Regions from separate parts of the Homo sapiens genome. Here all the other regions are linked to region 1. Evidence: read pairs that join two places in POLR2A ChIA-PET (ENCODE). Cell type or tissue: MCF 10A. All regions are shown on one strand. Links, peaks and the distances in the headings refer to the core of each region. The heading gives the core; the rest is flanking DNA. Region 1 overlaps LDLRAD3 (low density lipoprotein receptor class A domain containing 3). Region 2 holds the start of MIR3973 (microRNA 3973). Region 3 has its middle 69 kb from the start of LDLRAD3.

Region 1 (10,671 bases), core at 3,175-5,674:
TTATGACAGAGTAACTGCTTGGTCGGGGGAGAGCAAAAGTTTACTTGAGATAGGATTCTTAGGGCTTTTGGAGGTGGTTGCAGGGATGGGGTTAGTCTCGGGCAGGGTTTCTCAGCTTTGGTACCAACGACACCTTGGCCTGGATAGTTCTTTGTTGTGGGGGTTGTCCTGTGCATTGCGGGATGGTCACAGCAGCATCACTAGTTCTTGATGCCTGTATTGGCTTACTCTTCACCCACAGCGGTGACAGCCACAAATGCCTCCCGACATTGCCACGTTGCCCCTAGTTGAGAACCCCTGGTCTAGCATGAGCAAGTGTCCTTGCCATGCATCTTGAGCATCATTACTGTGCATCATTACTGTGCATCATTACTGTGCATCATTACTGTGCATCCTGAGTGTGTCTTCTGGATGCAGGGGGTCAAGATGCCATCCTCCTCCCAAGGGCCTTTGGGCTTTGGCTTTATGTTTTGTAGCCACACAGTTCCATGGGAAAACCCATTCTTAACCAGGAATGCCGTCAGCACTGACCCTTTCCCTCTCGCTTTCCTCTTGTGTCAGAGTGAAAACTTCTGGAATTTTCTATATGTGGTTTCCTTGGGAGAGACATATGCAGAGAAAGCAGGTGATAGGCAGGTGACAGCTGACACCAAAAGCCACCTGGTTCCCTGAATGTTAAACCTGGGAGGTTCAGCAGCCCTGAGGGAGGGCTATAGGAGCACAAGCTGCCAGATTGCCTTGGAAGTCTTGTGTTGAAATCCTAACCCTGGAAGTTCCCCTTCCTCCACTTCACAGAGTAGGTATTGTTCTTCTGGGCTCCCCTTTCCCTCCCCATAATTCCTTCTCCCTTGCCATCAAAAGGCCTTACAACTTGATTCGTTCTGCAGGTGCTTGGGAAAATCATCTCTACTAGCGGCAAGCTGTGTGTGTGTGTTTTTAGAAGTTTTCATCGTACACTTTTTTCTCTAAAGTCTCTTTGTTGCTCTGTGTCACTTTATAACACTTCAGTTCCTTTAAGACACTTTTCCTTCCAGCTGTCGTTTTGCTTTGCTCTGTTCCAAACCTTCCTTAAGAATTGTGCTTCCACCTCTCTTCAGACTAGCCACATAACTTATCTGCAGCTGTCTTCTTTTGGGCATGAATTCACAGGATGCAAGGTGGCACCCAGAGGAGGACGATGGCTTCCTGGGGAGAAATGCACATTGTTTCAGTTCAGGTCCATTTATCTGAAACCATGCCCTCTTGGAAAAGCCTTCTGTAGTGAGGAGCTTTAGCTTCCTGAGTGTGCAAATGTCATTTTCTTTGTCTTTGGATAGTTAGCAATTTCTTAATATTTTATTTGGTTGTTCGTCATTGTGCCATCATCTCTGCCACACCCAGGCACTGTGTCTATTTCCAGGGGTAGGCGAAGCCATGTAAAACTTGTTCTTTGCCCTTGAAGACCCAAATGACCCACTGATGGAAATGGGATTGTTGACCTTCTTCGTTATCTGGGAAGGGTAGAGGCTCTCTGCCAGTGTAATCTCGGAGGCATTTCTAGACAGGAGTTGTACTGATGGATCTTGGACCTTGATGGGAACACAGAGCCGTGAAGATGTCACAGTGCCCAGGCAAACATGGGTACTGCGTCTTCAGGGATATTTAATCAATGTGTCATTCTTGAACAGGTTTCAGAGGTGATGACACATGTCCTAGTTTGCTTCTTTAGCTTTCAAGATAAAATACTGGTATACGTGTATTGGTGCTCTGTGACTTTTCTAGCTCTAGGCTTCTGAGGTTTGAGCTAGAAATGTCTTCTGTGGCTTTTGGACAATAGCCTTCTTTACCTTATGGTCATACACAGTATATATGTGTATGTGTGTATGTGTATGTGTATGTCTGTGTATACCCTGGTTATATATATATACTGTATATGTAAAACCTTTCTTACCTTCTAAATCCTGCTAGATTGAAAGCTCCTTGAGGGACTGGGATCATATATTAAGTGTCTGTGATACTTTTTCTTTTGTGGTGTCTAGAAGAGTGAGAGTGGCTCCCATTCATTGAAGGTTTACTCTGTCTGGCAGGGTGGCAAGCACTGTACGTGTCTTATTTTGTTATAAACTTCTTGAATTACAAACACTGCAAAAATAATACACGGGGGCCAGGAGCAGTGACTCATGCCTGTAATCCCAGCACTTTGGGGGGCCGAGGTGGGCGGATCACGAAGTCAGAAGATCGAGACCATCCTGGCTAACATGGTGAAACCCCGTCTCTTCTAAAAATGCAAAACGTTAGCCGGGAGTGGTGGCACGCACCTGTAATCCCAGCTACTTGGGAGGCTGAGGCAGGAGAATCACTTGAACCTGGGAAGTGGAGGTTGCAGTGAGCCGAGATCGTGCCACTGACTCCAGCCTGGGTGACATAGTGAGACTCTGTCTCAAAAAATAAAAAATTAAAAAAAAATACACAGACTGAGTACGTGCTTATGATACAAAATTCATACAAATTAGAAGTAATGGCAATAATAAAACATTAAAATCCTCCTTCATCTTCCTTTCCCATTTCTCTCCCCTCCCTTAAGTAACTACTGTGAATTGTCTGGTATATATCAATTTAGCTTTAACATGGATTTATAATTATATACAGGTACACACACACAGAGACATAATTTAATGAGCTCCTGCTTGTCTCTATTTGTAGTTTTTTGGCTGGCTTTTTAACTCAAGTACTATATTTCATCAATTTTATTTTGAGCCATGTGAATGCGTCACATCTGTCTCCTGTTGTTTAGACATTTCAGTTAGTCCCAAGCAATTTGGCAGTTTCCCTCACCTTCCCTTGCTTTGCTCGGCTCTTGAACAGACACCCCTTTTGTTGCTATCTCAGAAGCACAGCTGATACACCTTCAGTTATTTGTGTTTTCCTCTTTTAATTCTCTTAAAGGGCTGGCTCTTGCTTTGCAAGAAAATATGGAATTATGGTAATTTCTTGCAGTGAGAGATATTTGCTTCACTATTATCAAATTCATGCTGTTTCCCTGCCTCTTTGTGTATACACAAATGTGTTTAATTTTTCATTTCAATGCCACATTTTAACATCATCTTTTGAAGGACATTCTAAATAGCAGGTCACTTCAACCTGTGTAGTACCAGCCATGCACATAACTGGAGGGAAGTGACGAAATAGGAACAGCTGTGACCAAGTTTACCCAGGCACTGCCAGTGACCAATAAATCACAGCTTCCGCCCACCCTGTGCTTTTAGAAGATGCAGTTGGCCATTAGGTACATCCTGATGTCAGAGATGTTACAACATCAAATAAAAGTGTCTTCTTGGCCATCTTTCTTTCGGCTCTTATATACCTACCCATGCTTTTAAAAACAGCTTTCTGGTGTGTGTACATACTATAATTTATTTAATGCTTTCCCTGCTGGTGGATCTTATTTCATTTTCAGAGTAGTTTATTCAGGTGGGTAGTATGCTTTACCGTTTTATAGATGAGGAAACTAAAAGGTTCAGTAACTTTCCTAAACCTTCGACCAGTAAGAGATAGTTTCAGAATTGGCACGTGGGTCTGCGTGACTTAGACTTGGTCTCCTAACCACTGGCCCTGCTGCTTTGGTATAGAATAGAAATCCAAGTCTGTATGTGTTGGGAGAAGAATTGCACCGTCTACCTTGTGCTGGAGAATTCCAGCATTGCATAGGGATGTCAATATTGACTTCATGCTTATCGTGTTGGATAGAATGATTTGTTAGAGAGCCATTGGAGTGGGGGGCATCTCAAGTTGATTCTACTCAAATGGCCTGTCTTTGGCAGATAGAAACTGCTGTTCTCCTATGTGGAGAACGTATCAGTATAGGTGTTGAAATTGGCTTTTGCAAAGACTGAATTTATTAAACAAAAATAAGAATAAACAAGTTATTTCAGCACCATGACACTTGCCTTTGAATATATTAATGATAGAGATAATTCTTCCCCCCTTTATGGGAATATTTTGTTGGAATACCAACCAAAAGCAATTTCTTTTCAGCACTTCCCTCAAATAGTGCTGGGTGCCAAATAGAAGGGCCCACTGTTCAAAAAGTCTGGAAATATATTTTCTAGACAAAGATACAGTACTGATGATAATGCCTCGTATCAAAAGAGAAATTAAAGTATTTTTAGAATTACTTTCTGACCCTGAGCTTAAGCTTATATGGTCCATGTATGAGAGAACATTTCCTGAACTAGAGATTGATGTTCTTTATTGTGGAAGCTGAAATTTTAATATGTTGCTCCAGAAAGAAACTAGAAATAATTGGCCCCATCTTGTTGCTTCAAACTAAGGGGCTCTTGTGCGAAAGTAGGCAGTGATGTCTTGTGAGAAAGTAATGCCACAGGCCTGTAAAGTGTTAGCTACAGGCAGAGCAGAGTGAACCCCAGGATTTTAAACTTACTCCCAAGGCCTTTCCAGAGACCTGAGAACCGGACTCTCCTTTTGTTGAGTCATTGTGATATCAAGAGACAGGTGATAAATTGGGTGAATTCGCTGTTGCCCAAATCCAACTGTGATTTTTGACAGACAAATAGCGCAGTGTGCAGACGATGTTGTCTCTGTCCTGGCGAGCGGCCACGGGGAGGGAGGGCAGGCCCTTTAGCTTACTCTGGAACAGGCCTTGGGCATCCGGGTGCTGCAAGGATGTGGAATTTATGAATAACTTGATTTAGAAGACTTGCATACCCAAGGTGCCAGTGTTCCAGGTGGCAGTGGGACACTTATGTGTTTGTTGGCATAAAGAAATGAAAGCATAAAGGGTGTTTAATTTTATTGCATTAAAAATCCCTTCTCATTATTATAAGACCGAGTGAGTTTGGCTTAGCGAATGTCAGAAGTGTGTCCTCTTTGATGGCATTACTGGAACATTTTCCTTCAGCTTTAGCCTTGAATCAGAGCAGTGTTCTCCAGGCGTCGTTAAACTAATTGGACATGGCTGAAAAATGAGCCCTAGTCACACTTGTAGTTCCACAGTCCGTTGAAAAAAGCCTCTTGATTGATTTGGAAAGTTCTAAATTTAACTTGTTTTTTTATTATAAAAATAAAATTGGGGGAATTTGGGGAGGGGAAGAGTGATTAGCAACATAGGGTATTTCATCAGAGTTCAAGCTGTAAAGAATGGTTAATGCTAAGAGAAACCAGAACAGAACTAAATAAGGTGTTTCAAAAACAGATTGATAAAAACATTGGCATAAGCTTGATTAAAAAGTATGATACTAGCAAGTGAGCCCAGCTGGCAGGAACCTGGGGAAGCAGGATTGGAATGAGTTGATGCTTACTACTGTAAAAGAGATAAAGTTGGAAAGAATGACTTTTACATTAAGAATATTTGGTATTAATGAAAGATAGAACTAATCTTGTAAATGTTACAGTGTAACAATAAACATCGGTGGATCCTATGAAGGGCAGTGGTGACATAATAAAGGTTTAGCATACCCAGAGTTCATTTGTGTTATTCAAGTAAATGATAATGATGACAATACAAGAAAAGCTAACAGGTGTCAAAAATATAATAGGGTTCAGTTTTTGAATAATAAGCATACCAGAACAGTCAGAGATGGTACAAAATATGAATGTATATATATTCAGCGGAAGGAACACTGCCCAGAATTGAAGGGCAACGTCAACATCTTTTAAAAGTACCCATAAAATGTGACTTGGCAACAATCCTGAACAGAAAAAAGAATTCTTCTCTTTTCCTGTGTGACTAAAGCTCCATGAGGTGGGATGGAGTCTATTGTGTTTTTGATGTCTATCTTATTTGTTGTTATACTCCAGAACCTGATTCAGTGCTTGGCATAGTATCAGGCACACAGTAGGATTTCCTGTAAGTTACCCTACAAGAAGGAATGAAGGGGATCACTAAAGACATGACTATGACTTTGAAAAAGAGACGGAATTGGGAGAGTCAGACTAAGCCATGGTGAATGAAATTTACCTGGCCAAGCTAACTTTGCCTTTTGGTGAAAATTGCTTCTCCTTCGCTGGAGTTTAGAACAGTCTCATTGATCTTCAAAGACTTGGAAAGATCTTTACAGGATATCCCTTGGCTTAAAAAGACAAAGAAAAAGAGGCCTTTGAGAGGGCAATGTATTATAGCAATTTTAAATCAGGTGATAAATTAGATTCATTATGAGACTAGCATGTGACATATCAAAAGGGTTTCTGACAGGCTAATGAAAACTGCTATGCATCTTAATTCCATTTGAAGGGAGTTTACATAGTTTACTGAACAAGTAGGAGAGGTCACCAAGAGGAAATAAATTAAAGCAGGTCTGTTTTATAAAATAACAGTATTAGGCCGGGTGCACTGGCTTACACCTTGGGAGGCCGAGGCGGGCAGATAACTTGAGGCCAGGACTTCGAGACCAGCCTGGCCAACATGGCGAAACATCATCTCTACTAAAAATATAAAAATTAGCCGGGCATGGTGGCACATGCCTGTAATCCCAGCTACTCGGGAGGCCGAGGCACGAGAATCGCTTGAACCTGGGAGGTGGAGGTTGTAATGAGCTGAGATTGCACCACTGCACTCCAGCCTGGGCAACAGAATGAGACTCTCTCTCAAAACAAAACAAAACAAAAAAACAGTATTAAACACATGAAATAGTAAGGAACAATTGGTTATCTTCTGGTCTAGTTTAAAAGGAAATAAAACTTTGCTGGTCAAACCACGCAAATGATTCCAGGAAGGAAGCACATCAGTAAATATAACATTAAAGGTAAGTGGAAGGTGATATGAATACATCAACTAAAGACTAAATGTAAAGCAAAATGTTACTCTTATTAAAAGAAATCACCTATCTGCTCACTTTCGGACACGTAGTAAAATTCAAGAGATATAAATAGAGTGAAAAGTTAAGGAAATAAAATCCATTATGTAAGGACTACTTTTATGGTATCATATAAGTAATTTCATAGCATTAAGCATTAAAATAGATAAACAGGGTTACTGCAAATGACAAAAGATTCATTAAAAAACAAATATCTGATCATCCCACATAAAAAGACATGAAGAATTAGGAACATAATGAAAGGATGTTGAAGGTTCTTCAAGTATAAAATTAGCTGGTGCTTGCCAAATTTTGGAAGGTTAAAATATTTAGAGAATACATAGTTCTAATGTTTTAAGTAAAGTCTGTGGGAATGGGGAAGTGCTCATCAGGTGCTGAGGACTGGGTGGTGTGTGCAGTGGGAATGGTGGGTGGGACTGACCAGTTCCTTGGGGAGCCCCCAGGGGCCTTTCCTACACACCTGCTCCCTGGATCTACAGAAGTGCTCACTCATGGAAGCTATGGGGATAAAATCCTTCCTGCTAATGAGATGAGAAGGTTGATTAACTTTGAGTTGGGCTTAGTGAGTCTGACACCAGTGGCTGCCCAAGGGGAGTCTGCTGGTGGGAATTTACAAGAGCAGCTTCGGGCCTCTCATATGGATGGAAAGAGGATGTAAAGGTTACTGAGGAGAAGGTGTATTTTTGTTATATATTATTAAGCTTTCATGTTATTTAAATTATTCGATAACAGAGCTGGGTATGGTGGCTCATGCCTGTAATTCCAGCTACTCCGGAGGCTGAGACAGGAGGATCGCTTGAGGCCAGGAGTGGAGACCAGCCTGTGCAACATAGCAAGACCCCCATCTCTAAAAATAAAATTCAAAATAATTATTAGAAAACATTTTCCTGGTTGAATATAGTGTATTTTCTCTTTTAAGATTTTACAATATGGATTGTGTAGAGCTTTGCTACTCTTAGTGTGGTTGACAGACCAACAGCATCAGCATCACCTGAATCAGAATCTGCATTTTAACAAGATCCCCAAGTGATACATGTGCATATTAAAGTTTGAGAGGCATTGATGTGGTGATTAAGAATACAGGCTTTAGAGTGAGTCAGTCTGGGTTCAGATTCCAGTTCCTTGCCTTGACCTTGGCTAGGTTTCTTAAACTTTTTAAATCCATCACATCTTCGTCTGTTAATAGGTATAATAATGGTCCTTACCATGTAGAAATATTTTAAATAAGATAATGCATGCAAAACACTTAACTTTATTTTTATTTATTTTATTTATTTTTTTTGAGACGGAGTCTTGCTCTGTTTCCCAGGCTGGGTGCAGTGGTGCAATCTCGGCTCACTGCAAGCTCTGCCTCCCGGGTTCACACCATTCTCCTGCCTCAGCCTCCTGAGTAGCTGGGACTACAGGCGCCCGCCACTACGCCCGGCTAATTTTTTGTATTTTCAGTAGAGATGGGGTTTCACCACGTTAGCCAGGATGATCTCGATCTCCTGACCTCGTGATCCGCCTGTCTCGGCCTCCCAAAGTGCTGGGATTACCCAAAGTGCTGGGATTACAGGCGTGAGACACTGCACCTGGCCACACTTTATTTATAATTGCTCACTAAATGTTATTGATTAGTAATAGGTTTATTATAAAAACTTGGACAAAAGGTAGAAACACATAACATACAGTCTACCACCTAAAGATTTTTAACACATTGGTTTATTTATTTATATTGATTTTAGATAGTTTTGATCATACGTGGAATATAATTTCATGTCCTGCTTTTTTCACTTCTGAATATAGCATAGACGTTTTCCCATGTTACACTAATCTACGAGTACAAGAAGTCTCCCATCACAGAATGCTGGGTGTATTCTTTGATGTTGGCTGTAAAAATCATCTGACCCACCCAAGCCAGCAACATGCTGCCTCACAGCTTATATCCTTGTCTATATGTAGGAGATGACATTACCTGGCCCCTCTGCTTTTACATGATGGTCATGAGAATCCAGTTGGAATCGTGTAGGATGTAAAAACAGCTAGTAAAAAGTAAAATGAGCTGGGTGCGGTGGCTCATGCCTGTTATCCCAGCACTTTGGGAGGCTGAGGCAGGTGGATCACCTGAGCTCAGGAGTTTGGGCTGGGCAGCCTGGGCAACATGGCGAAACCTCGTCACTACTAAAAATACAAAAATTAGCCGGGCACAGTGGTGTGCATCTATAGTCTCAGGTAGGAGGCTGAGACAGAAGAATCGCTTGAACCCAGGAGACGGAGGTTGCATGGAGCTGAGATCGTGCCATTGCGCTCCAGCCTGGGTGACAGAGTGAGACCTTATCTCAAAAAAAAAAAAAAAAAAAAGAAAAGAAAAGAAAAAAATACAATGCCGTACACATCTGTGTTATTTTAAGTGGGTGATTCTAATATGTAGGAAATCCCTAAAAACAGAAATTACCCGTTGACTCCACAATTCCACTTCTAGCACTTTAACTCAGTGAAATAGTTTGCAATGTGTACAAAAGTTTGGCAATGAGGATACCTGTGTTTGTGGCAGTATCATTTATAGTGGTGAAACACTGGAGACTAACAAAATGCTCACTAGTAGGGGAGAGTTATCGTGCCAGTATACTAAAATACTATGCAGACATTAAGAAGGATGTCACTGACCTGTGTTCTCCAGTAAGGTGGCCACTAGCCACCTGGGGCTACTGAAATTTAAATTAGTTAAGTTTAAATACAATGTAAAAATTCAGTTTCTCAGTCACACCCAGCCTATTTCAGATGCTCAATAGTCCCATGTGGCTGATGGGATTGGATAGCACAGACACAGAGCATTTCTGTCATTGAGGAAAGTTCTAATGGACAGTGTTACTGTAGAATAATTCTTCCACGGAAAGAAAATTCTTACGAAACAGATGATTCAAATTTGTAGTGTGTATGTGTGTGAGGTACAAATTGCCCCATGGTGCTTGGTGCCCAGCACTTCATTTCTTTATTTTCTTCTGTTCAGTCCAATCTGGCCGTAGTAGTCCCCACTCACTAAAAGCTAGAGATCTGATGTCAGTCACCTCGAAGAATTGACCTTTGGTGTAGGTCAATTCTTGAGGGCCCTCCTTTTCCTGTAGGCTCTCTCAGGACTCCTGGGTGCCTGGTCTGATCATTGGTGTTACTATTGCATTTTGTTCCAAAGCCTGTTGTTGCCCAGCCTTGGATCTTCTTTTCTTCCAATTTCTTCAGTCCACCTTTTCCCATCAATTAACTACCCCCTACATTTTACAGCAGTGATATTCAAGGGTTGGGGAAGAGGAAGCCACTCTTCCTCTCCCTCATTGAGATCGATGGGAGAGTGTTACCTAGGGGGTGGAAAAAAGACTGAAAACCATACTACATGAGTACAAGGTGACAACCACCCCAGACCTTGATTCACGTGTGCAGACGTGCGCTGCTCTCGTCTAGATTGCAGACCCTCCTGGAAACTTTGCAAGAAGGCTCTGTGGTCACTGGACCCTCCATCCCCTGCCCCTCCCAGCAGCATTGGGCCTCCAGGCTCCCAGGCCTTGCCACACGGGTGAACTGATACAAATCAAGATGGTGTCGGTACCATAGTGATCCCTGTTTCTTGCTGGCTTTTTTAGCACATGATTCTGGTCAGCCTGATGGAGAAGGAACGCCGTCTCCCAGCTCGCAACTTTTCCCACAGCTCAGCGCAGCCGTATGGATTGTGTGCTCTTGTTTGCTGTCTGGTCTCACTATTAATTAAGGATATGACTGTGTTTGCAGACAGTTTATCAGAGAAAGCTTCCTGTTCACCCTCTGAAACCTGGCTAGTGAATCTCCTATTCTAGAAAAGTGTCCTCCCATCTTCAACTCCCAATCA
Region 2 (10,671 bases), core at 4,420-6,919, 57 kb after region 1:
ATCCCTTCTGCCTATGAGCCTGTAAAATCAAAATCAAGTTAATTACTTCCAAGATACAATGGGGATACAGGTATAGGGTGAATGCTTTTGTTTCAAGTGGGGGAAATTGGCTGAAAAAATGGGGCTGTAGTCCCCACACAAGTCTGAAACCCAGCAGGGCAGTCATTAAATCTTAAAGCTCCAAAATGATCCCCTTTGACTCCATGTCTCACATCCAGGGCACACCGATGCAAAAGGTGGGCTCTCAAGGCCTTGGGCATCTCTGCTTCTGTGAGTCTGCAGGGTACAGCCCCCATGGCAGCTTTCACAGGCTGGCATTGAGTGCCTGTGGCTTTTCCAGGTGCATAGTGCAAGCAATCAGTGGATCTACATTCTGGGGTCTGAATAATGGTGACCCCCTTCTCACAGCTCTACTAGGCAGTGCCCCAGTGGTTACTGCGTATAGGGGCTCCAACCCCACATTTCCCGTCTACATTGCCCTAGTAGAGGTTCTGCATGAGGGCTCTGCCCCTGCAGCAGACTTCTGCCTGGACATCCAGGAGTTTCCATACATCCTCTGAAATCTAGAGAGAGGTTCCCAAACCTCAACTCTTGCCTTCTGTGCACCCACAGGTCCAACACCATGTGAAAGTTGGCAAGGCTTGAGGCTTGCACCCTCTGACACCACAGCTTGAGCTGTACCTTGGCCCCTTTTAGCTGGAGCTGGAGTGGCTAGGACACAGGGCACCATGTCCCAAGGCTGCAGAGAGCAACTGGGTCCTGGGCCCTGCTCACAAAACCATTTTTCCCTCCTGGCCTGTGATGGGAGGGGCTGCTGTGAAGTTCTCTGAAATGCCCTGGAGACATTTCTCCTGTTGTCTTGGCTATTGACATTCAGCTCCATTTTACTTATGCAAACTTCTGCAGCAGGGTTGAATTTCTTTCCAGAAAATAGGGTTTTCTTTTCTACCACATGGCCGGGCTGCACATTTTCCAAACTTTTATGCTCTGCTTCCCTTTTAAATATAAGTTCCAATTTCAGATAATCTCTTTGTTCATGCATATGAGCATACACTTTTAGAAACAGCCAGGTCATGAATGCTTTGCTGCTTAGAAATTTCTTCTGTGAGATACCCTAAATCATCTCTGTCAAGTTCAAAGTTCCACAGATCTCTAGGGCAGGGGCAGAATGCCACCAGTCTCTTTGCTAAAGCATAGCAAGAGTGACCTTTACTCCCGTTCCCGATAAGTTCCTCATCTCCATCTGAGACCACCTCAGCCCGGACTTCATTGTCCATGTCACGATCAGCATTTTGGTCAAGAACATTCAACAAGTCTCTAGGAAGTTCCAAACTTTCCCACATCTTCCTGCCTTCTTCTGAGCTCTCCAAACTATTCCAACCTCTGCCCATTACCCAGTTCGAAAGTCACTTTCACATGTTCTGGTATCTTTACAGCAGTGCCCCACTCCTGGTACCCATTTTCTGTATTAGTTCATTTTCACACTCCTATAAAGAACTGCCTTAGACTGGGTAATTTCTGAAGAAAAAAGGGCTAATTTACTCTCAATTCTGCAAGCTTAACAAGAAGCATGACTAGGAGGCCTCAGGCAACTTAAAATCATGGCAGAAGGTGAAGGGAAAGCAAGGACCTTCTTCACATGGTGGCAGGAGAGAGAGAGCGCGAAGGGGGAAGTGCCACACATGTTTAAAGCATCAGATCTCATGAGAACTTGCTATCACGAGAGCAGCAAGGGGGAAATCCATCCCCATGATTCAGTCACCTCCTACTAGGCCCCTCCTCCAATTCGACATGAGATTTGGACAGAGACACAAATCCAAACCATATCTAAGATGTTGAGCAACTTAAACAAAAACTGCGCCCTTGCCCACTATAGATGCCCAGTCGTTCCTCATCCCACAGGAAATATGGGCTCAGAGACCTCAATGGTGGGTAGCATCATTGAGTGTTTTCCTCTAGCCCCAGCAGTTTGATTCTGTTTAATCCTTCTTTTCTCCCTAAATTATGTGGGCGCCATAGTTACCAGAGTTACAATTAATTCACAGATTAGGGGAAAAGCCATGACTTTAGGAAGCATATGGATGAATTAAAATGTTGGCTTTTCTACTCATTAGCTGGATGCTCTTGACTTTTCCCAGCCTTGGTTTCCTTAAGGGTGCAGTCAAGGGGATGAGATGCCTCCCAGAGTTGTTCTGAGAATTAAATGGAACAGGTTTAGTGAAAGCGCTGAGCTGTGTGCCAGGCATATACGAAGTAGGAGTTACTGAATGGATGTGTGATGGTGGTTCACCCTCCCCGAATCCCAGACTGGGCACCTTGGGCTCGCTGCCTCTCCATAGCTGCTGCAGTTCCTAGTGTTTAAGAGTGTGGGTTTTAGAGTCATACAGACCTGGGTTCCATGACTGTCTGATTATGTTTCCTTGGGCAAGTTTTTGAACTCTCTGAGCCTTAGTTTTCTCCTCTGTAAACTTAGCACTGGTTCCTTCCTCCATCACATGGTGGTGGTGAACAATCCCATGACAATGCAGGATGTAGATATTTAGCTCAGTGCCTGGTGCATAAATAGTGCTCCACTGTTATCACACAGGGTGAAATTGCCTTATGGGCTCAAGCCCGTGGATTCAGACCTTACTTCTGGCTGCATCTGCCTTGCTCCAGATGTCGACTATTCCCCTTCCTGCAGGGGAAGTCGCACTTTTAGCCCAAGAGGGAGGAAATGGCTGCTCCATTGCCACCATCCTGCTCAAGGTTCAGCCCTACTGGTCCCATATTTGTGCCTTGACCTGGGTTACTCTGTCCCCAGCCCCACACAGTGGGCCTCAGTGACTCTCTCAGTCTGTGGGGGAGAAAGTTAACAATTCTGATTCCAAGAGCTTTGGAAAAATCCCACCTCCTCCAGCAGTCATTATTTATTTATACTTTAATCTTCATGGATTACTCTGAGTTGCTCATAGCTTTCCAGAAAGCTCCGAGTAAGTGGAAGTCGTACATGCACCCGAAGTAATTAATGCACTTTCTACTAGTGAGAGAAGGTGTAATTCGCAGGAATGTGTGTCAAGACCCACCCTGCTAAATTTATACCCTGTAATTTGCAATGTTTGTTGGCACTGAATTGGCAGGTTGGTGAGTCTAGCCTACCTGCTTTGCAATTATATCTACTGGCCGGTATTGTAGGATTGAGTAACTGGAGAGACTCATCACTTAAGTAAATTAGAACCTGCTTCTGGGACCCATCTGAGATCACCCTCTGGTAGGGAGGCTGGTTAATCATGTTTCCTTTGTGCATACTGGAGAGAATCTGATAAAGGTGAGGGAGGGAAGAGGCGAAGGCAGTCCTGAGGCTTGCCTGAGTGTGGAAGGACCGGCGGCTTGGGAAGGCATTTCTTCAGCAGTCCTCCTCAGCCAGCACTCTGGAAAAGGAAAACACAAAACTGTTAGAACAGAAATGGTCTTATGGTCCATTTTATGAGCTGCATCAGCCCTAATAATCAGCTCTGGGGGAGACTCGTGTTAGTTTTTAAAACTAGAAGTCACTTTGCAGCCTCTGCAGACCAGTGATTTTAGTACAGTCCTCGTAAATTTTCTTTCTGAGGGGAAACTGGCAGGAGAATCCGACAGGCTGCAATGTAAGCTTGTAGTTCAGGTGCTGGGAAGCGGGTGTGAGATGGTTGGATTTTTCCATGGCTATGTTTTTGTGGCCAGATAAAAGAATTGAGTGAAGATGAAATAAAGTTTAGGCAGACCCAACCCTTGTAGAAATCCCAGACACTCAGTTTACTCCACGTGACCTCTGGTGGACTGTTCAGCCTACCTGAGTGGCCTCTTCTCCTTTGTGGAAGGGAGCAAATGAGTCTTTTGATTAAAGTTGTTATAAATATTAGATGCTTGTAAAGGCTCCGGCACATGGAGAATACCCAATAAATGGTAGTTATCATTAGGGCCATTTTTATGTGAGGAGGGCATATTATTTGTCATTTGTAAAGAACACTTGGGGACGCAAACCAGGCAGAATGGGTAAACAAATTGGGTAAAATCCTATATTTTTTCAAAAAGCCATTTGAATGTGCACCTGAGGCCTGAAAATGTGGATTAGATACAGATTGTGCTTTGATGAGAGTGCAGTTGTACCTCAAGGAAAGCCTCCTCCATCCCAACTCCAGGGTTCATGGAAGACGGTAGCATTCCTATTTGGTGTTGGGACCTCTTCAAGGCTTGAGAAAATATAAGGAGGAATTTAGAATCTGGGGAGAGGGATCCTTTCTCCCAGGAGTTTGTTGGGGTCAAGAAATGTAACTTTAAATGCTCCTATTGCAAGATTGGGTTTGTCGATACACAGGCAATTCTTTGGGTGTTCCAGTCCTATGGGGTGAGAAAGAATGAATATATATATTTTTTATCTGTCTCTGTATGTGCCTGTGTCAATTCCTAGTAAATATTTATGGGCTGGCAAGTTGCAACTGGGAAAGGCCCATGTTTAACTGGCTAAATATTAATAAGCATATTCAAGAGAACTGAGGTCTTTGTTTTGTCTTCTTAAGAAATGAATCCGCTCTTATTCACTGTGTATTCACAGGAAACTGTGCTGTTCAGGGAAGAAGTACTGCCTTGTTTTCCTTGTAGGCTTTCCAGCTTGGATTTCGATTTCCACTGAGGCCTTATTTTTAAAAACATGTTTTTACAGCAGCATTACAACTGTGGAGATTATAGCAGTCTCCTACAGCTTTGGTTATGAAAATAATATATATCGTCTTTTTATTCCCTTTAATTGACCATTCTCTTACCTTCCTTTGTCTCCACATGGAGACACGGCTAGATATCTCCCTCCTTTGTATTTTTTTCTCTCTTCTCCAACACTCTGAGATCAAGGCCCAAGTAAGTACACACCTTCACTTTTATCCTGGTTTCCTGGTATCCAGTGAAATGGATTTCATACTGCTGAAATGTCCATCCTTTCCCCAACTCATATCTGTGGCTACTTCTACCTTTCTCTTCCTGGAACTTTCCTGAAGAGTTAATTTCCTTATCTTGGCAGTGCTTCCCAGGAAACTCCCTTTTTTGCTCTGAGACAGACCTTTTAATAGTATTAAATCAAATGCTTCCAAACCATAGTTTAGACCCCCTGCTCTGGGAGCAGTCATCATAGGCAGGGCTTTGACGAACTCCCTTTGCAGGATCTGGTTGTCTATCCTGGTCACCTGGATTTACAAAAGGCTAAGAATAGCATTGGAGAAGACAGTCCTGTATTATTTTTCACTTACATACCTGAAAAATTAGTTTCTATCCGAATAGAAATGGATTTCCACCCAGCCAGAGGTTTATGCTGAAAGATGTAAAGTGGAATTGGGAAGATAAAATTAGACTCTTTAGGAAAGAATGGGTTTCCCACCTCCACTATAATCACTGTCATGCACCCTTATAAGTGGATTGGGTGTTGCTGAAATGCAAATGCCATTCGTTCTGTTGCTGATTTGCTTACCGAAAGTTGCAGAAATTCAATCCATGCAGAAAATTCTATGAGTCACTTCATTTCCTGCAACATTTTTTTTCCATTATTCATATTATGGAAAAGAGCACATCAAAAAGGCAGGTCTGCAAATAACACAGTTTTCAAAAAGATTGTTTTATTTTTCTTACGAAGAAGTTTTCCAGAAATCTGTAACCAGTATCAGGAATTCTCCAGCTTTGTATACATAGCCACTCATGATCGGATTCTACTCCTTGCTTTTATCTTGCTTGTTGTCTTTGGGGTTTTGAAGATTTGAAGGAAACTGGTCAGAATTATTGACAAAGTGCTCAGGCCTCAAAAAATACTATCAGAATAAGGGACTGAAGAGTATAACCTACTTTATTGTGTTTGTGTCTGGAGTATCTGAGTGTTAAAATTTGAAGCCCAGGGTAGCTCTCTGTATTGCTTGTTACATTTTAGGATTGCTTGCCCCTTGCTCCAATGGTGCAGGCAGAAGAAATGCAAACAAAGTACAGCATTAGCCTTAGCAAAACATATAACTAGGACAGTGGATCTGCTGCCAAAAATACCATCTGCTGTTTTCCAAAGCCAGAGATGGATGACTTGAGTTGTCTCTGCCTTCAGCAAATAGTCAAGAGACTAAATAGATTTATTTACTTTAAGTTTGCCCAGCCCTTCATAATATTTCTTATTAGAAGAAGAATATATTTTGGAATTAGTGAAGATAGACCCAACTCTTTGATTCCCAAATGGATGCCTAAAAATTTCCAATAGCTTCCAAATTGGATTTTCTTATTACTTTTCTTTCCCATCTCTTTCTACATAGGGCTGCCAGGTTAACCTACCTGAAGCATTACTCATCTCATGTCACTCCCTTGCTCAAAAACGGATGATGTTGGCTTCTCCTTGTGTATAAAGTTAAGTCCAAGTTCTATAGTCTGGCACTTAAAGCTTTTCCCACCCTTATATCCTCCTCTCCATGACCATTTGCTTTCATGCCTCCATTTAGCTCAGCGTTTCATTTGGAATAGAGGTCTGCATCATACCCAACCTGCAAAGCAGCCTGGGTGGAAATTATTCCATGCAGCATTCCATGATGCTTCCCCTGGAATAAATTTCCCCCTCCTTAGAAATTCTTTTTTTTTTGAAATGGAGTTTCGCTCTTGTTGCCTAGGCTGGAGTGTGATGGTGCGATCTTGGCTCACTGCAACCTCTGCTTCCGAGATTCAAGCAATTCTCCTGCCTCAGCCTCCTGAGTAGCTGGGATTGCAGGCATGCACCACCAAGCCTGGCTGATTTTGTATTTTTAGTAGAGGTGGGGTTTCTCCATGTTGGTCAGGCTGGTCTCGAACTCCTAACCTCAGGTGATCTGCCTGCCTTGGCCTCCCAAAGTGCTGCAATTACAGGCGTGAGCCACCGCACCCAGCCCCTCTTAGTAATTCTTACATTCCATTTCTTACTTTCTTCTGTGGCATTTATGACTTCCAACTTTTATAATTATAAAATAATTTTAATTTTATAGCTCTTTAGGTGCACACTTCTTCTCTCCTGCTCAATAGTAGGTTTTTGATGTGCTCAAGTCTTGTATTCCCTGCAACCTTGAGTATAGTAGGTGTCTAATGCTTTCTTTTTGGGTAAATGAATGAATCAGTTAGTTGAATGAGTGCTTACTACAAAACAGAGCATGCGATAGGCAGCGGGTATCTATTAAATATAAATATCTTGTTCCATGGCCCCAATCAGTGAAAAATGTCATTGTTGAGGAGGTCACTGGCTAGGAATTTTAGAAGTGAGAACACAGTGGTCATTGCTGTAGTCTAGATTTGGGTGGTCCTTCAACACTTCAGATGTATAATTAATTTGGGATTTGTGTATCAAAAGTTCTGCTACCTCAATAATACTGATATTATAACCTTTGAAAGGGTGGAGAGAGAACCATAAGCAATTGTAACTTATGTATTCTTCATCAACAGGTCTATTCTGCTATTTTGGGGACATAGCAGAGGTCAGTTGGAAAGAGATTTAGCGAGCCAGTTAGAGCCTGATTTGCATGCTAGTTCTCATTACCTGGCTTGTCATCTTGAACCTCAATTTCCTCATCTGGAAAATGGGTATAAGTAGCTACCCGATGCAGTGTGGATTAAATGACAAACAGAAAGCACCAGTGCAGGCTCTAACACATAGTGGGTGCTCCACGAATGCAGGCATCACGTCTAAGGGAAGTCTGAGTGGCGGCCTGTCACCAGCATCATGACTGTTTGACTTCATAGTCTAACTGCATGACTGTGGGGAAGAAGGCAGGTACGGTCATAGAAGTTTGCTATTTTCTTCGAAAGTGATTTCTTACTATTGATTTTAATCAGTTTAGATTGTTGTTCTTCTATATTCTAAAGTCTCTAGGGGTTAGGAATTCTGATTAATATATTCTATAGTAGTCTCCCCTTATCTTCGGGGGGTACATTTCAAGACCCCCAGTGGATGCCTGAAACCGAATATAGTACCAAATTGCTGTCAACTGAAACCTATTTCTGTCCATGTGTTCCACCTACAAATTTAATGCCTTTCCATCCTAACTAAGCACTTATCACACACTCTGGCTATAACTTTTGCAGTTTGAGGTGTGACAGCAAAACTAGCACAAATTCTTTTTCCTTCTTCACAATTTCACAGATAGAAAATTTTTTCTCACTGTACATCTTAGCAACCTCAGCATAAGTTTTTTTTCCTTTCCTTACTAAGTCGAGAACTTTCACCTTTTCACTTAAAGGAAGCACTTTACAGCTTCTCTTTGGCATACCTGAATTACCAGCATCACTCTTCTTGTGCTTTGGGGCCATTATTAAATAAAATTGGTTACTGAAACACAAACATTGCAAGACAGAGGCAGTTGATCTGATAACTGAGACCGTTCTTAAGTGACTAATAGGCAGATAGTGTAGACAGTGTGTGTATGCTGGACAAAGGGAAGATTCATATCCTGGGCAGGACAGAGCAGGACGACACGAGATTTCATCACACCGCTCAGAATTGGACCACAATTCAGAACTTATGAATGGTTTATTTTTGGAATTTTCCATTAATATTTTCAGAAGTCCATTGACTGAGGGTAACTGAAACTGCAAAAAACGAAACTGCAGAAAAGGGAGGACTATTGTATTTCAAGATGTGAACTTCTGGGAATTTTAAAACTGGAAAAAAGCTGGATGGAAAAGTTGAAAAGAAAAAAGTCAGATGTTTGGGAGCAGAGGTTGGAAATTTATGCAGTTTCAATTCTATTTCCATTATACTTCTAAAGTTACCGTTAATTTTGAAATATAAAAAATGTCCATTTTGTATAAATCAGCTTGCCCAAAGGTATTATATTTGGTATATTTAGAGATAGAAATGCTGTTCCTTATTTGTACAGGCAACCTGAGAAATATTTTGTTTTCCAAATATCGCTGAGTGTTCTTATCTCTTGTCCTTTGAGCAGTACTGAGGATAATGCCTGATTCATAAGGGCAGTTGGGTAATAATACATTTTTTTCTGAAATTGTGTGCTTATTAGCAGGGCTTCTTAGCCTCTCAGCAGTTTGCTGATGCAAAGGGACTTTGAAGGAATGATGTCTGTTTCTTCTTCTTCTTTTTTTTTACTTTAAGTTCCGAGATACATGTGCAGAATGTGCAGGTTTGTTACATAGGTATACATGTGCCATGGTGGTTTGCTGCACCTGTCTACCCATTGTCTAGGTTTTAAGCCCTGCATACATTAGGTATTTGTCCTGATGCTCTCCCTCCCCTTGCCCCCCACCCCCCTACAGGCCCCTGTGTGTGATATTCCCTTCCCTGTGTCCATGTGTTCTCATTGTTCAACTCCCACTTATGAGTGAGAACATGTGGTGTTTGGTTTTCTGTTCCTGTGTTAGTTTGCCGAGAGTGATGGCTTCCAGCTTGATCCATGTCCCTGCAAAGGACATGAACTCATTCTTTTTTATGGCTGCATAGTATTCCATGGTATATATGTGCCATATTTTCTTTAGGAGTGATGTCTATTTCTTTGGATGGTGTTTTACAAAGTCTGTTTCCTTTTCTTCTCAGGAGTTTGCAAACCCCCAGGGGAGTGTGCCTGAGTTTTTTTCCTTCTCTCTAGCTGGGGTGATTGACAGTGGCTGTTACAGATGCCTTGAAATCTTTCTGCCTCCCATCCACCAGTTTTGCTGCTGCCCCATAGATAAGTGTTGTCCGCTAGGATCAGGAAGACATTGGTGGAGAGCTAAGGTAAGGCAGGCTTTGCAGGCACACCCCCTTTTTTTTCCTCAAAAAGATACTTTGTAAAAAAGTCTTCAGTTGGTTCTTTCTTTTGAAACCTTTCCTCCTGTGGTTTTTGGTTGTGTGTCCTGTTGCTGAACTGTGGGCCTGTGATTCTTGGGCCTGGCAAGTGTGTGCTGAGGTGTTCCTTCCACGCCTCCCTGTTCTTGGAGGCTGAGCTTTGAGCAGACCTTTGCGTGTTTACACAAGTTTGGGATTTTTACTGGGGTTGGAGAGGTGTCTGGAGATGGAGTTGCTCTGGGCAGAAGTTTGAACAGAAGCTGTTTTGTGGGAACACAAGAAGCTGATCTGAGAAAGAGAGACAGACAGATAGACAGAGAGAGGGGTGCATGACCGGCATGGAGCTGTGTACTAAATACAAAGGAATGGTATTACCAGCCTAGGCTTTAATGAAAATGCTGTGTAACACCATTATGGGAAATGATAACTTCTGTTGTGCCCAAGGAATGGAAGCGGCTGGAAGGGTGCAGTATGGGATGTGCATGGTACCTGCAGTGATGGTAACGCCTGGAGTGCTCTTAAAGTCACAACTCCCCTTGGCTGGGTGGCCCATCACACCTGCTCCCTCCTTTCCCGCCTGCCATGGGGAGGTGGCAGAAACTTTGCTGGCGAGGTGAAATCAGCCTTCCTCTCCCAGGGTTCAGACTCCTTCCTGAACATCTATCTGGGCAGTGGTGATGACAGGGCAGTGCCTTTTTGAAAGAATTATTACGGCAGAAAAGAGGAAGAAAGCCAGGTTCAGACATCTCCCTTGGCTGCAGGCAGAAATCAGCATTCAGTTGTCTAATCTGTAGACTCATCAAACATAAATTATTCTGGATGGCTTTTCTCTCTGTATAGCTTGCTATAAACTTTATGATTTATTTTTATTTTATTTTTTGCCAAAGACAAATAAA
Region 3 (10,671 bases), core at 3,543-6,042, 78 kb before region 1:
GAATTGAATAAAAATAAGAATTGGGCCGGGCGTGGTATAAGTGACTTAAGCCATGTCGGGAAAATGAACAAAGAATTGTATTCAAAGGGTGTTGTAACATAATTGTCTTCATACTCCTTATTAGAAAGTCAATATGTAACATATAAATTTGAAATATCAAGAATAGCAATATAAACATGTTATTTAGAAAAATGGAAGTAAATACTTAAAAAAACATCTAAAGCATTGAATGTGCTTGCCTCTGGAAATGAGGACTAGGGTGAAGAGAGAGACAAGACACTGCTTTTCATTATGTTTTATAGGGCTGTTTGACTTTCTAAAGTAATAACTAATAAAAATTAAAATTACATTTAAAAAGGCAATAAATATTCATTGGAGAAAACTTGGAAAATAGAAAAATGGAAAGAGATAAAATAAAAGTCATTCATAACATATCTACCCAGAAAAGCTGCTGATGAAACAATTGTAGGCTAGTTTTGAGTTTTTCTACTATGCATACATACATACACATTTTTAAATAAAAGTGAGATCGTATTGTAAATATTGTTTTGCAACCTGCATTTTTTTCCTCAAGGTAATTGTGGTAAATTTTCCTGTGTTAATATTCATCTACTACATCGTTTTAATGGCTGTATATTCCCCATTATACAAATATACTATAATTTATTTAGTTCAACCCAATATTTACCATTAATTATTCAACCAGCATAATTATTCCACCAAACAAACGCAACTTTTGATTCTTTTGAAAAGATAGTAGAAAGGAATTTTCTCTATCCTTTGTTCAATTGTTGTCAATAGTTTCTATTTTGCTTTACTAGCAAGGCTGAGATATTTGACTTGCTCTGAGATTTTCCCCTGACAATTCACACTCTTTTTAAAATTCTCTCTCCCTTTAAAATTGTAAAAGGAATGTGTATGTGGTAAATAGATGTTCTTGCCTGATAGTGACCCTTTTCTCATCTTTAGGGAATAGCACCTTGGTTTTTCTTCCTGGAATCCCTCCTCCCTCTCAGGCAATGGCCCAGCCTATGTGGTTTGGGTGAAACCGAACCCACCTCTGGTCCAGGGTGACCATATGATCTCACCTGGTCGTTCAGCCTAATTCATCTTTTCAGGCTCCATAAATAGTTCAGGGATGGACGTATGGCCAGAAAGGATGCAACAGAGTCAACACCACAGCTTTCACTGGAAACTTTAGGGAAGAAGATTTCTCTTTCTTTTCACTGGGATGGCTGAGCTGATAAAAGTTTAAGTCTGAGGTGGCTGGTGACCATTTGCTACTGCAAAGGGAAAGCCTGCCTGAGGATTCAGCCAAAGAGGAAGAAAAATAACCAAGAGATTTAGAAAGGCAGAATCATGACGACACCTTTTGAGCACCTGGATCCAGCACTGCCCAATGCTCCCAGCCAGTGACAGGAACTAATACATTTTCTTTTTTCCTTAATCTCTTTTGAGTTGGGGTGCTGTCATCTGCAAGTGAGTATATGTGTTAATAATATGTACTCAAAGTCAAATAACTCAAACAGTATTGATAAAAAGTGAAAATTAAAACTTCCTCTTTTCTTCCCCAAATTCTCAGTCCAAACACCCCAGAGACAATCACTTCTCGGTTTCTTAACTATGCTTCCAAAATGTGTCTGTGCATTTACAAATATACCAATTTCCAATTTTTGAAATATGCAAACAGAATTATACTAACTATACTATCCTGTAACTTGTGTTTTTACTTTACCATGAGGAAAGAAGATACCTTGCCTTGCACAAATCTAGATGTTTACTTCATTTTTCCTAAGACTGTTTTTTTTCTTGAGATGAAGTCATGCTCTGTTGCCCAGGCTGGAGTGCAGTGGCATGATCTCAGCTCACTGCAACCTCTGCCTCCTGGGTTCAAGTGATTCTCCTACCTCAGCCTCCCAAGTGGCTGGGATTTCAGGCGTGCGCCACCATGCCTAGCTTTTTTTTTTTTTTTTTTTTTTTTTAAGTAGAGACATGATTTTACCACGTTGGCCAGGCTGGTCTTGAACTTCCAACCTCAAGTGATCTGCCTGCCTTGGCCTCCCAAAGTGCTGGGATTACAGGCGTGAGTCGCTGCACCCAGCCATTTTTCCTAAGACATTTACTTGCATGGCTTCATTTTGCAAAGGAGTGTATTGTATGGACATCCCATATTCTAACCAGTCTTGTACTGATGACCATTTAGGTTTACCCAGTTTTTCATCATTAAAAACAGGTTGTGATGGGCATCATTCTTTTATCGTTTTGTGCAGCAAATCCACAAAGCCAAAGAAGTTTATGCTTCTGGCGCCTCATTGCCCAGGCCCCTTCCAGGGAGCTTACATTTCATTTACTGTCACAGGATGCAGGTAAGTGCATGCCAGCCGCACAACGTAAGAGTGACGCCCAGTAATAGTACTACTGCCCCATGCTGACTTACAGGGGTCAAGATCCAAAGTTGCAGGACCCTGGGTCATGTCTCAGTAAAAACGTGCCGGAGGACAACAGGTACAGAATTATACAGAAGTGGAAGAGACCTGGTCTGAAATGTACAGAACAAGAAGCTAGTCTGGGGAAAGTTCCAATTGTCAGAGGTATGAAAAGGGTTTTGATTCTCACAAAAGTCTACCAGAAACAGAATAATTCAGCATGTACAACAAAAAATGTACCATATGGTTTTTTCTTTTTTGACAAGAATCAGGGAGAATAAAATTTATCAAGATCTCTTTGTAGGGCCAAATCTGCAGCAATACCACAACCAGCTAGTATATGTCTGTATGAAGTGGCACGTTTTCTCATCACGACTATCAATAATAAAGAACAGATTTCAATTTACTATGCCATAGGAAAGACTGAACTATCTTCCTACTCTCTTTATGAAAAGTGATATTTCACAATTGTTGTCATATGAATCAGAAGCAATCAAAGAGTATGCAGCCAAAAAGTGTAGGAAGGAAGGCATTGTAAAAGCACATGAAGCAGTAAATTAATAAGAATATTATGTTATTTTTCTGAACTTTGTGATTATGGTATTTGGCAGCTTTTTAAAATGTGTGACTTTTGTAGTTTATTCTCTCTTTGCAAATAAATATTCATTGTGTGCCTAACTTATGTGTGTAATTTTGTGTTTTTTAAAGAGGTTCTCTAAACTTCTCTGAAACTCAGGCTCTGCAAAACTTGCTTCTGCACCTTTGTAGAGGATGAACACACACGATCTGCAGTCAGACCTCCCAGCTTCAGATCTCAGCGGGGCCATCTGCTAGCTTTATAATGCTGGGCGGTTTACTCTGCCTTTCTATGCCTCAGTTTTCTCGTCTATGAAGTGGGGATAATAACCTCAGAGGGTTTTTTGTAGGATTAAATGAGTTAATACGTATAAAAAACCCAGAAGCTGGCCATCAGTAATCATCAATAACAACTACTTTTTTTTTTTTTTTTTTTTTTGAGATGGAGTCTCACTCTGTTGCCCAGGTGTGAGTGCAGTGGCGTGATCTTGGCTCACTGCAACCTCCACCTCCGGGGTTCAAGCGATTCTCCTGCCTCAGCCTCCCGAGTAGCTGGGATCGCAGGCACCCATCACCATGCCTGGCTAATTTTTGTATTTTTAGTAGAGACAGGGTTTCACCATGTTGGCCGGCTTGGTCTCAAACTCCTGACCTCAGATGATCCACCCGCCTTGGCCTTCCAAAGTGCAGGAATTACAGGCAGGAGCCACCATGACCGACCACAACTATGTTTATTTCTTATGCACATGTGCAGGTATTTCCGCAGGATGCTTTCCTAAAATTATAAGCCCTGGTACAAGGTACACACTTGATGAATTTTAATAGAGAATGCCAAATACTCTTCAGAAACCTGGGCCAACTTACCCCCACCCCACTGTATACATAGTGACATATCTCAGAACCGAGGAATCAGGAAGTCCATCCCGGGTGACTCTAAGGCTTGGGTTCTTACTTCATTCCTGAACATGTCCAGGTCAAGTTGGTTTGGTGGCTACTGGGAATTACAGACTCTGCTCCCAGCTGACACTCCTGTGAATTTTGGCAGCACCTTACATTTACGACATGCCTTACCTTTTATTGAGCACAGTGGCCCTGTAGGTTAGGCAGGTCAGGGCAGTGATTAATAATTTATGGAAGAAGAAATTATGTCTCACATCAGCAAGAGACCTATGCAAGGTTACTCCAACTGGTAAGTATTAGCTGGGGCAAAAGAAATTGCAGTTTTTGCCATTAAAAGTAATGGCAGGCCGGGCGCAGAGGCTCATGCCTATAATCCCAGCGCTTCAGGAGGCCGAGGCGGGTGGATCATCTGAAGTCAGGAGTTCGAGACCAGCCTGGCCAACATGGTGAAACCCTGTCTCTACTAAAAATACAAAAATTACCTGGGCATGGTGGCGGGTGCCTGTAATCCCAGCTACTTTGGAGGCTGAGGCAGGGGAATTGCTTGAACCCAGGAGGCAGAGGTTACAGTGAGCCAAGATTGCGCCATTGTACTCCACCCTGGGCAACTACAGCGAAACTCCGTCTCCACAAACAAAAAAAAAAAAAAAAAAAAAAAAAGTAATGGCAAAAACCACAATTACTTTTACCCCAACCTAACATGAAGGAGAGGACCAAGAACCCAGGGCTTCTGAAAACCTGGGGTGTATGTTTCCTTGTGGTACCTCGTTGCCTTTCAAAATTCTATTAAAATGAAACATATTTTTTTAAATGGCATATATTCACAATGGAATACACCCTTTACTCCAAGTCAGTAGTGAAAAGCAGGCATTAATGCTATATGATATACTAAAAGGGCACCTCTTAGAAAAACAAAGTTAATTGCAGCCTCTTGATTCAAATGAAATCCACTCTGTTTTAAACTTTCAATTATAGTAAGATAAAGCTGCAGAGAATGTGCTTTCCATCCTAATTTGAGACTTCAGATGGCAGCTCCTTTTGTACTTCTATCTTTAAAAAACTGCCTCCCCCCAGCCCCCAATCTTGTTATCTTCTCTTTGACTTGCCAAACAAATCTAGTTCAAAAAAATAGAACTGATTAAATGCCTAAGGGAAGGAAGTGAAGAGCTTAAAATCAGTCGAGTCTGTTACCACATGTTCGGGTTAATTTAACTTTGCTCACATGACAAATTAGAAAGGAAAAGGAAAATTTGCATACAAGGACAATTAAGAATAAACTAGAGGTGTCATTTGTCCCAAATTAGGACAGGATCCCATAATTTGTTTTTCCACCAGAAGAGTACTTTCTGGCAAGCAGAGACTACGGGGTGCACGCTTTTCTTCTCCGATGTCACGAGCAAGTGGGCGCTTCATCACAAAGGGAGGCTCAGCCCACAGTCAGCTGTGCCTCAGGCCTCCTCTTCAGCAAGCCAGGCTAACCACATGGTAGTGCTTCCATGCCCTAGCTGTTTAGCTTATGAAAAATGTGAACATGCCTAGGGTCTGTGAAAGTTCATCCAGGTCTAGTGGTAGATAGACAATAGGTAGATGGATGACTGATGGAAAGATTCATATGTAGATTAATCCATAGATAGACAGCAAGGGGATTTATTTTATATAACATGGTGGCTCCCAGGCCACCTTCTAGCCTGCCTACCCTGGTAATTTCCACACACTGTCTGTCCTCAAAGCTCTAAGAATACTCTAAAGACCCACTCTGTAAGTATAATAATGGGGATATATTTTTAATGTGCAGGACATAGTATTCAGTAGCCACTTTGTTATTCCAGCTGCCACAGGAAGTTTCTCTCACTCCTTAGCAAAGGATAGATTTATGCAATAGAAATGCCCAGTCTTGAATCATCCAGAGATTCACTTCTTAAAAGGAGCTTTACAGGCTGGTGCGGTAGCTCACACCTGTAATCCCAGCACTGTGGGAGGCCAAGGCGGACAGATCACGAGGTCAGGAGATCAAGACCATCTTGCTAAACATGGTGAAACCCCATCTCTACTAAAAATATTTTTTTAAAAAATTAGCCAGGCATGGTGGCACCCACCTGTAGTCCCAGCTACTCGGGAGGCTGAGGCAGAAGAATCGCTTGAACCTGGAAGGCAGAGGTTGCAGTGAGCGGAGATTGCAGCCTTGTACTCCAGCTTGGGTGATAGAGAGAGAGACTCCGTCTCAAAAAAAAAAAAAAAAAAAGGAGCTTTACAAGAGCTCAAAGGCCAACTAACCCAAAATAGGAACTGCCAAACTTCTTACCCCTCACTGGTGGACCCGAGGGAAACATACAGAGTGGGCTCTGAAGTTTTTGAGCATCTGGTTGTGGTGTCAGTGATGGTATTTTTTGTTTGCTTACTTTCCTGATAAGTAACAGAAATGAGATCTGGTTAATTTAATAAAAACAAAATGCAAGAATTTATCAAAAGGCTATATGATAGCATAGCAAATTCCAGGAAAAGCTAAGCCAACAGTAGGAACCCCAGTAGCTCTGGGAGTCTGGGTAGCAGAAACTAATAATGGGCAGTTACAGCAAAGGACTACCTTTGAGAAAAGTCTTTTCAAAGGATTTTCCTATCAGGTTGCTCCACCTGATTCCTAACTGGGTGAGAGCATCTGATTAGCTCAATGTTAAGCCAAGGCAGGGGATACAGGACGCAGGGACAGAAGCCTGTATACCTGATTCATACTACTGGGGGAGGACATCTGATTAGCAAGGACAGAAGCCTGTATACAGTGGTAAAGAAGGGATTCCCCAAAGACCAGCTGCTATTATATATATATATATTTAAAGGCCAAAGGGATGTGGGCAAGCAAAAGCAGCAGATATCCATCACAGTCTAGTTTCTGCCTGTAACCCAAAGAAAGAGGTGTGTTTTCTCACTTGGAGTTGGGCCCTTCCAAAGGTTTCTAACCCAAAGCATGAAATACCCAGTACTCTATTTCAGGAAACTAAAGATTGTACTCAGGAACAAAATTTCCCCATTCTTGACCTCACATGTCAAGGACAAGCTCACCTAAACCTTCAAAAGAGATAAGGGGTCCAGGGTATAGACAAGTGAACATCCAAGCACAAAGCAGTGTAGCAAGAGCTATGATAGGGAGGTGCAGAGTCCTACGGGAACACACGGCAGGACACCTGGCCTGACCTGGACTCAGAAAGAGTCAAGGAGGAGTTAAGTGAGAAGCTGGCAATCTACAAAGAAATGTCGGATGTCTGAAGGTAGGAAGAGGAGCAGGTGACACACTGGAGGAGGTGAACCTGGTCAGTCAGCCGGGAGCACATGGGGGTGGCAGTAGATTGAGCTATTGGCTCCAGTTCTTCACCACTCCCTGCAGCCTCAACTTTGCTGTGGCCAGGATGAGGAGAGCCTCTCTCCCCATTTACTCTGACTTGGCTGTGAGATCTGGTAGGTGTGTCTCTATGCCAATCCTAAGAGGCATTTTCATAGCTTAGGTCTTAGGTATTAGGCGTTCCATGTGCCTCCATAAGCCACTGCCATGAGGAGAACGTGCCCCAGCTAGCTTGATGGGCGAAGGAGGTTGAGAGACACATGGAGAAGGGCCACAGAAATGCAACTAGAAGTGGAGCCAGACCCAGTCTAGGTCACTCAAACCCCAATCGTGAAGGGCCCTTGTACCCCTGTTAAGTTGAACTTGATTCTAAGGGCAATGGACTCTATTGAGGTGTTTAGGAAGTAACACAACAGATCTGCTTTTTAAAAAGCTCACTCTGATTGGTCCACTAGTGGGGTGGGGAGACAGATTCCCTGAAGTTCACAACCTTACTTTTTCAATGTTTTTGGCTTACAAGCATATCTAATAATATAAGCATGCTTTTATTAATTAATGAAAGAAGAAATTGACATTGTATATTCATTATAAACTCAACTATATGCATAGAAAAAAATAGAACATATATAAATAGAAAAAACATATGTCTAAAGGTTTACAGTGATTATCTCTGGATGGGATTATGGTTATTTTCTATAATTGTATGATTTTCTACAGTGTCACAAGTCTTTTTATTATTCTGAAATAGGCTGAGTGCATTGGCACGTGCCTGTAATCCCAGCATTTTAAGAGTCTGAGGCTGGTGGATTGCTCGAGGCCAGGAGTTCAAGATCAGCCTGGGCAACATGGTGAAACCTCATTGATACGGTTAGGCTTTGTGTCCCTACCCAAATCTCATCTTGAATTGTAATCCCCGGGTGTTTAGGGAGAGACCTGGTGGGAAGTAATTAGATTATAGGGCAGTTTCCCACATGCTGTTCTCCTAATAGTGAACTCTCATGAGATCTGATGGTTTTATAAATGGTAGTTTTTCCTGCACTGACACAGGCATTCTCTCTCACCTGCCACCATGCCTCTTCCCCCACCACCATGATTGTAAGTTTCTTGAGGCCTCTCCAGCCATTCAGAACTGTGAGTCAATTAAACCTCTTTCTTTATAAATTATCCAGTCTCGGGTATGTCTTTATAGCAGTTGAAAATGGACTAATACATTTGTCTCTGCAAAAAATTAGCTGGGTGTGGTGGCTTGCACTTGTGGTCCCAGCTATTTGGGAGGCTGGGGTGGGAGGATTGCTTGAGCCCAGGTGGCAGAAGATGCAGTAAGCTGTGATTATGCCACTCAACTCCAGCCTGGGTGACAGGGTGAGACCTTCCTTGTCTTAAAAAGATAATAATAAAATAAAATAAAACAAAAATAAAACCACAATTTAGTGGGCATTTATTACACTGTATGCTCTCATAAATTATTCTATTTCATTATCACTTCCCTTTTTACAGCTGAGGAAACTGGATTTTAAGAACACTTTATTTTCCCAAGGTCAGCCCACTAATATGTGGCAGAGTCAGAACTTGAAACTTGGTCCATCTGACATGAAAGCCTGAGCCATGATGCTAGTTTTCATCTTTGTTGTTTTGGTTTTTCAGGGCATGCTCAGATGTTAAGTGTAAAGTCTGACAAGTTCTAACAGATGCATATTCTGTAACCCACACCCTGAAAAAAACCTAGAGCATTTCCATGACCCCTAAAGTTCTCTCTTCCCCATCTTTACCCTCAGCCTTCAGCAACTACTGTTGTGGTTTCGCAACTACTGTTGTGACTTCTTTATAAATGGAATTACACAAAACGTATTCTTTGGTTCCATCTTCTTTCATTCCACATCACGTTTCTGAGATCATAGTGTGTGTCTGCTGTTCTTTATTGCTGAGTAGTACTCCATTTCTCTGAATATGCTGAAGTTTGTTTATTCATTCTCCTATTACAGATACTTGGATTATTTCCACTTTGGGACCATTATGAACAAAGCTACAATGCACATCACACATAAGTCTTTGTGCTCAGATATGTATTTTCCTTTCTCTTGGGTAAATACTGAAAATTGGAAATGCTGGGTCACAGAGTATATGCATAGTTAATTTTATAAGAAACTAACTGTGGCATCATAAAAAAATACTATGTTTGGTTTCTACCCCCAGGTTTCTGACACAGAGCTCCTAAAACTCTTGGAATTTTCTGAAAGATAGGAGTGCTAGGAGCATCTTTAAAAAAAAAAATTGGTCTTTAACACTGGTTCCCAACACAGATCTGCTAATTCCCTTGGAATTTCCTGAGTGATAGGAGCATCTCTTGTTCTAACGAGGTGACTCTTGGTGGGGCTCCTGGATAGCTTCAGAATGAGGACTGGTCACCAGAAACACACCAAGCCATGATAAGAGGCTTGGAACTTTCAGGTCCATCCCCCGTCCTCCTTGGATGGTAGGGAGGATAAAATTGAGTTAATAATTGGTCATGCCTACATGAAGCCTCTATAAAAAACCCTAAAAGATGGAGTACAAAATCTCCAGGTTGGTAAACATATCCACGTGCCAGGAGGGTGGCACACCTCTGCTTTATGGGGACAAAAGCTCCTATTCTCAGGCCCCTTCTGGACCCAGTTCTACGCATCTCTTCATCTGGCTGTTCATTCATTCCAGATATCCTTTATCCGGATATCCTTTATAATAAGCCAATAAATGTAAATAAGCATTTCCCTGAGTTCTGTGAGTCCTAAAAAAATTTTGAGTCGGAATCTGAGGAGGAGATTGGGTTGTGTGAACCTCTCCTTTGTACAGCAAGTTGATCAGAAGTACAGGTGACAACCTGAGACTTGCAATTGGCAACTGAAGTGGAGGCAGTCTTGTTGGACTGAGCCCTTAATCTGTGGAGCATGATGCCAGCCCTAAATAGATAATGCCACAATTTAAGTGAATTGTGGGACACTCAGGGGGTGTTTGGAGACGTAAAGAATTTTTTGTTGATGTGGAGAAAGCCCACACATTTGATGTCAGAAGTGAAGTGTTGGGAGAGTATAGAAAAATATTGATTTTTCCTCTTTTAATAACAGATTTCCAAAGTGTGTTCACCATTTTACGCACTTACCAGAAATGAGAGTTCCACTTATGCCACAACTTTACCAATACTAGGTATTGTCAAACTTTTTAATTGTAGTCATTCTGGTGGTGGTATAATGGTACCGCATTATGGTTTTAATTTACTTTTAATTGACTACTAATGATGTTGAGACCTTTTTCATGTGCTTACTGGCTATTTCTATATCTTTGTTTGAGAAGTGGCTGTGCAAGTCTTTTGGCCATTATTCATATTTGATTGTCTTCTTAATGAGTTGTAAAATTTCTTAATATATTTTGAATTCTCAGAATGTATATGCAAATGTTTTC

What was found. Peaks named below come from ENCODE experiments on the same cell type or tissue, not always from the same donor. Only the 100,000 strongest peaks of a DNase experiment are listed, where the experiment ranks them.
Region 2: POLR2A ChIA-PET joins it to region 1 with 7 read pairs; 2 of 35 experiments call an interaction of 5 or more read pairs at or near these places.
Region 3: POLR2A ChIA-PET joins it to region 1 with 6 read pairs; 3 of 35 experiments call an interaction of 5 or more read pairs at or near these places.

What each region holds. Positions count from the first base shown.
Region 1 is chr11:35,948,661-35,959,331 of GRCh38, forward strand. All of the region lies in intron 1 of LDLRAD3 (low density lipoprotein receptor class A domain containing 3), which reads left to right. Among named protein-coding and RNA genes, the nearest start is that of LDLRAD3, 9.9 kb to the left of the region's middle. In MCF 10A, for the core only: no CTCF peak of the experiment used is centred there; a DNase peak (open chromatin) is centred at 4,561.
Region 2 is chr11:36,004,210-36,014,880 of GRCh38, forward strand. All of the region lies in intron 1 of LDLRAD3 (low density lipoprotein receptor class A domain containing 3), which reads left to right. It overlaps MIR3973 (microRNA 3973), which reads left to right and starts at 5,889; the gene lies at 5,889-5,995. In MCF 10A, for the core only: no CTCF peak of the experiment used is centred there; a DNase peak (open chromatin) is centred at 5,482.
Region 3 is chr11:35,869,928-35,880,598 of GRCh38, forward strand. No RefSeq gene overlaps it. Among named protein-coding and RNA genes, the nearest start is that of LDLRAD3, 69 kb to the right of the region's middle. In MCF 10A, for the core only: no CTCF peak of the experiment used is centred there; no DNase peak of the experiment used is centred there.